Linked DNA regions of Mus musculus: region 2 is linked to region 1. The links are chromatin loops, found by intact Hi-C in ENCODE. Cell type or tissue: heart. All regions are shown on one strand. Links, peaks and the distances in the headings refer to the core of each region. The heading gives the core; the rest is flanking DNA.

Evidence for each region. Peaks named below come from ENCODE experiments on the same cell type or tissue, not always from the same donor. Only the 100,000 strongest peaks of a DNase experiment are listed, where the experiment ranks them.
Region 2: a loop joins it to region 1, with 2.2 times the contacts of the local background. A loop is called at or near these places in 1 of 42 quality-filtered maps.

Annotation. Positions count from the first base shown.
Region 1 is chr9:48,983,992-48,986,894 of GRCm38, forward strand. Usp28 (ubiquitin specific peptidase 28) reads left to right here and starts at 1,394. Exons shown (of 25, transcript NM_001359739.1): 1 at 1,394-1,546. The coding sequence starts at 1,490. Gm51673 (a long non-coding RNA gene) reads right to left here and starts at 1,138. Exons shown (of 3, transcript XR_003948157.1): 1 at 837-1,138; 2 at 425-513. In heart, for the core only: no CTCF peak of the experiment used is centred there; a DNase peak (open chromatin) is centred at 1,190; H3K4me3 peaks cover 2,351 bases; H3K27ac peaks cover 2,500 bases.
Region 2 is chr9:48,617,487-48,620,389 of GRCm38, forward strand. No RefSeq gene overlaps it. Among named protein-coding and RNA genes, the nearest start is that of Nnmt, 14 kb to the left of the region's middle. In heart, for the core only: a CTCF peak has its summit at 1,410 (motif pointing left); DNase peaks (open chromatin) are centred at 225, 835 and 1,235; H3K4me3 peaks cover 470 bases; H3K27ac peaks cover 700 bases; H3K27me3 peaks cover 434 bases.

The sequences.
Region 1 (2,903 bases), core at 100-2,599:
ATTGGTTATTCTCTCAGTATCTCATGGAGCCTCATTATCATGCCCGGGCGAGGCAGTGACTTGGTGAAAAACTTTACTGCATATGTACACATTGGTTGTTTACCCAAACTTATGCGTGGTGGCCAGCGCCACCCTGCAACGGCACATGTGGCTTCCCACACACAGGACCTCTGGAAGAGCAGCCAGTGCTTTTTAATGCTCTTAACTACTGAGGCATCTCTCCAGGGCCCTCCCATTCTAATTTTATCAAGTCTAATGGTTCTGTCTTCAGAGAATCCTGACAAGGATGGACCTGATAGACACAGGTCCCAAATTTATTCCACATAGGAGACTAAGGCAGAAGTATAGAAAGTTCAAAGCCAGCCTGGGGAACTTAATGAGATCATCTCAAAGTGTTAAGTTTAACATGGCAGTAAAGACTTACCATCATTTGACCAGGTGGAGGCAGAGGACCAAGAATTTAAGGCCAACCACGGCTACACAGTCTGAGGCAAGTCCAATCCACGTGACATCCTGTTTCAAAAAAAACCCAAACCAATATCACCAACAATAAGAACCCTCTTCCCAAACATTAAAAGGGGTGGTAGGTGGCTTAGTGCATGAGCTAGAGTCAACACAGCTTATTACACACATGGCCTGAAAACGGGAATTTGGAACATGGGGCAACTGTTCAGGATTAAGACACGATGCTGAGCTCTGTGAAGGTCCTGGCCATTCAGTTGTCTTTATACAAACCACTCGAGTCAGTCTACGTTTCTCTTCGCGTCCCCAGATTAGGAAATGGCTAAGAGGTCTGGTGGGAAAATCTGTCAGCAGAAGGAACCCAGCAGCCTTACCAAGCTTATGGGGAGCTGGGGGCAGGCTGGACGCAGATGCAAGGCTCAGCAAGCGCGGGATGGAGTAAAAAAGGAGTCTTGGAAACCCAGAGGCCTCACCGCCCACTTCCTGGGCACCTAAGGCGGAAATAGCAACAGCTGGCGAGGCGACGCTGACCCCTTAGTTTGTGCCCGGCTGCGGTCACGTGGGCCAGAGCACGCGAAGACGCCCCGCCTCCGGCTCACGCAAACCAGGGGCGGGCGCGTGGGTGACGCCTCTGGCGCACGCTGCGGGCGTGAGCAGAGTGTATGGGCGGGGCCACCGGGGCTCTAAATTGGCGTGGGCGGAGCCTTGGGAGAGGGAACCTCGGCTGTGTGGGTGGGGCATGTAGGCGGGGTCTCCGGCGCAAGCCGCAAGATGGGTGGGAGTCGGCTGGCGGGGGTGGGGCATCCAGCGAACGCCGTGGGAGGAGCCTCTGCCGCGTGCTGTGGGTGGGGAGTGTTGGGAGCGGGCTGGCGTGGGCGGGGCTTCCATCGCGCGCCGCGGGCGGGGGCGGGACGTGTGGGCGGTGCCTCCCGGTGCTCCCGGGCTTCGGGGGCGGTGGTGGTGGCGGTGGCGACCGCGGCGAAGACGACAACGAGAGTGGGGCTACACGCGGAGGGACACCACGGCCATGACTGCGGAGCTGCAGCAGGACGACTCGGCGGGGGCGGCGGACGGCCATGGCTCGGTGAGCGGCGGGTGAGGGTAGCGGGGCCCGGGTTCCGGCTGAGAGGGGCGCGGCGGGCCAAGCGGGCGAGGGCCGACAGAGGCCGGGGCCTGCGGGCTAGGGCGAGAGCAACCCGGTCTTCCCGGGACTTTGCGAGGCTGGGTCCGCGAGCCTGTGTGAGGTTGCCTGGGTGTATAAGCCAGCTAAGGTTCCGAGCGGGATTGTGGGACCCGGTGCTAGGGACCCTAACGGGAGGGGTTGCACGTGAGATCGTAGGCAGCGAGGTCACCCCGAAGTGTGCACCGGGCCCGACCCAGCAGCTAAAAACTTCCCAAAAGCACGGCCACGGTGCCTTGTTCTGACTCTCAAATCAGTTTTATGGCAGTGGCTTCTCTGAGGCTAACGCAGACTTAAGTTATCTCACTTAAAGCCGGCGTTTATCAACAAAGTGCAAAAAAGACCCGGAGCCCCACTCCTCCCTTTTCCCGCCCCGCTTTTCATTCAGTTCTTTTTTTCCCTCGGAAACAAATCAGCTTCCCGAATTATCTCATTGATCACTGTAGGTTTTGAAGGAGGGGAGAGAAAAGCACAATGAATAGAAGGCACTTTACTATGTTCCTAGTAATATAAAAAGGTTGAAAAATATTACAAGGCTCTTAGGGCTTAGATGGTGGGCCTTTAGTAACACTGATTTGGAAAAAAAATCAAAAGGCTCATAATGTCTTTTAAAGAAACTTGGGAAGTGGGCAATTTGAGACTGTCATCCAGTTTTACTTTGGAATGTTATAACGTAACACAACATCCTCGTCCCTCAAGAACTGCACTTTTTAAATGACAAAATGGAAAACCTATACCAAGGATTCAAATACCGAGTTTGCAGTCGAGAAAATTTATAAAATATTTAGAATAAAAATTTGAGATACTGCTAAGAAAAACTCTATAATTAAATTCTATAATTAATGTCTTCTATAGTTAAATTTTAATAATTTGAGGTGCTGAGGATCAAGCCTAGGGCCTATCGCATGAGATAATCAAGCACTACACCCCCAGACTACAAGTTTAAAACATAGCAGGCTCTTTAAAATTCATGTAGAAAAAGATATCTCTAAGTCTTGGCCTGTAAAATGAAAGTAGGTGGATTTTTTTTTTTTTTTTTTTTTGGCGATCAGATAAAAATTGTTTATTACTCAACAGTGTCTTTTGGACATTGGGTCTGTATTTTTCTCTGTTTTCCTCCCCACAAGTCTACTTGTGTTGGGGACAGTGACTTATAAACAGGTGGTGAGATTTGGTTTTGAGACAGTCATATTGATACTATTTTGAGGGAGAGCAAGTCATATTTAAATTTGTTCTGGGCCCGTCATTTAAGACCACATGC
Region 2 (2,903 bases), core at 184-2,683, 370 kb before region 1:
CTGTGGCCATTCGACACTCAGATTTCTTCTCTTGTATGGCTCTTTGATCAGCCAGGATCCCAGAGTTGGGGCATTAGAAAAGGAGAGAAAAATGGGGATGGATCAGAAGGTTGCAGAATCTGGCCCAAGCAAGGCCATCCACTGATCCCTTAGGACAAGGAGGCTGGGAGCTGCTCTGGCCTCCACCCCCCTCCAGTCCCTTCTCACAAGTAAAGAAAAAGTTAAATACTCTCTGCCAAAAATCCATTCTCACTTGCTGTGGAAATCTCCTCTGTTAACTTCCCAGCCACACCTTCAGTCCTTTTGGTCTTTGCTTATCTTGTTGTTGCTGGAACTGCAAACCTTCTCTGTCTCTTCTAGCCAGGATCGGCCACTGGTTTGTATCTGTTGCAAGAATTTCCTTTGGCCTGTCTGCCTACTCAGATTGACTCCATCAGAAACCTAATTTTGATGGACCCTAATTAAGCATTTTTTTTTCCGATTGCAGTTTTTGCTTCTAAAAACCGTGTTAAGTTTGGGTGAGGTACAGGCATGTCTAATCAGTTCAGCCACCTTCATCAGTGTTGGTCTATTGGTTCACAGTTTGCAGAAGAAATGCTTATCTGGGCACAGAGAAATGGATCCACCACCCACGCAAGGAAAAAGACCGCTTTAAAATCCATTTCCTGGCCTCCAATTCTCCTTCCCTGCCTCCAATCCCTGCTGCCCCTTGCCTGCAGAGTCAGCTTTCCAAAAGCACGCATGGAAATGTACCAAGTTGTTTGGAAAGCGCTTTCAACTGGCCAAAGAGGCGCTTAGCCAGCTCGTGGGGGCACGAGTCTATTCTTGGTTGCAACACTAAGGGCTTGCCTCTTTGAACTGGAACTCTCTCAGCGCCCACATGGTTTCTTGACTTTAAGCTCTTGCTCACACTGCCTGGCTCCTTGCCTGAACCCTCCCATCACCAGCCACCACTAGGCTTTCCATCCCTCACAAAGGACAGCATACTTGCTCTGGCCTTAATGATTGCAGAATAGAATGGCCTGGGTATGCCTTGCCCACTGGGCTTGGCTTGCCCCAAATCTCTGGTCTTCGGGAGGTTTGAGGGCTGAAAAAACTTTCTCTTGCAAAGGTCATCTGGTGTGACTGTGCTCTGGTATCTCGTCCCTCCCAGAGGGAGATGAAGTGTCCTGGGCCCCCGCTGTGGAGGCAGGGGAAGTCACTACTGCGCATGCTGGAGTGAAGGGCGCATTTCTGTGCTGCCTGCACCCTTCCTCTTCCTGATTATCCCATTCAGGGCTTGGGATCTAGGAGGACAAGAGGCATTAAGCAAGGAGTGAGTGGTCTGGCAAAGGAAGCGGGGAGGAAGACTCTTCCTGGCCATGTTGATCCTGAAGCCTGCTAAATTCAGAGCTCTGCTGCCCCCTTGTGCCCAAAGAAAGAAAAACCAAGAAAACTCCCGATCTGATCCCACTGGTCTGAGAGTCATCCTGTAGCCTCCCAAGGGCTTTGTGTCTTAATAGCTTTTCCTGGAAAAATGTAAACCCATGTCCAGGCACTCCAGAAAGGCACCAGCGCAAGGTCAAAATATGATTTCCCAAAATCCAGCTTGGTGAGCTCAGTGTTGTTGGGTTTTCTTTCTTTTTTTTCTTTTTTTTTGGGGGGGGGGGTTGTTTGTTTGGTTTGATTTGATTTGATTTGGTTTGGTTGTTTGGTTGTTTGTTTGTTTTGGCCTTTCCTGCAGAGCACAGGTAATGGGTTACTTACAGGAGAGTAGGTGGCTCCAAACAGACATATCACCACAAAAGACCCAACCCATCATGGGTATTGACCTCATGGAGGCTGCATCGTGGAGTCCTGCCTTTGATCAACCTTTCACTTCCATATTCTTTAGCATCCCCCAAGTTCCCTTGGGGCTAGGGAAGGGAGTGAGGGCTGAAATACAGGGGAGCATCTTCTGACCCTCCCTAGGAGGTGGTGCCATGATCATCCCCCCAGAGATCTGGCTACTTCTGTATTATACTGCTCTGGTTGTCATGGCTACAGGGCAACATCCAGGCAGCATTCTGTTATGACCAGAAGAAAAAGCCCCTTACAGGCCAGTATTCACAATTAGAGACAGATATTCAAGGGGTGACCTGAGGGGAAGAAGGGAAGGCTGACAAGTTAAAAGGCAACTTCTCTGTGGGAGCCTCAGACTGGTCCATCCTGTGAGCAGCTCCATTCTGCCTATAGATCCTGCCTAGAGAAGCATTTTTTTCTTTTCAAAATTTCTCTCTCTCTCTCTCTCTTTCTCTCTCTCTCTCTCTCTCTTTCTCTCTCTCTCTCTCTCTCTCTCTCTCTCTCTCTGTGTGTGTGTGTGTGTGTGTGTGTGTGTGTGTGTGTATGTGTGTGTGTGTGTTTTCATGAGTTTATTTGCACTACATGTGTACCCGGTATCTGTAGAGGCCAGAAGGTGGTATTAGGTCCTCTGGAACTGGAGTTACAGGTAGTCATGAGCTGTTTAATGTGGGTGTCTGAACCCAGGTCATCCACAAGAACAGAAAACACTCTCAACTGCTGAGCCATTTCTCTAGGGCCCCTCCCTGCCGTCTTTGGACACTGACACCATAACCCAGGTTGGTCTGGTATTTGTCGTGTAGCCCAGGAACAGGCTTTAAAATCATGGAAATCCTCCTCTCTCGGCTTCCTCAGGGGTGGGCTTGCAGGCGTGAGCCAGCACACCTGAGTTCCAGAAGCAATTCCTGTCCAAGGAGTTCTTCTGCAGAATGAGGCTTGGGCTCAGCGCCAGGTATATAGACCCTGTACTCATGTCATTTGCCTATGGGATCTTACGTTCTGATGTGTTTCTACCAGTTTCCAGTTTCCAGCCTTCCCCAGCCTCTGTTATCCCCTGTGGTACAACTCTGCTTATTCTTTTTCAA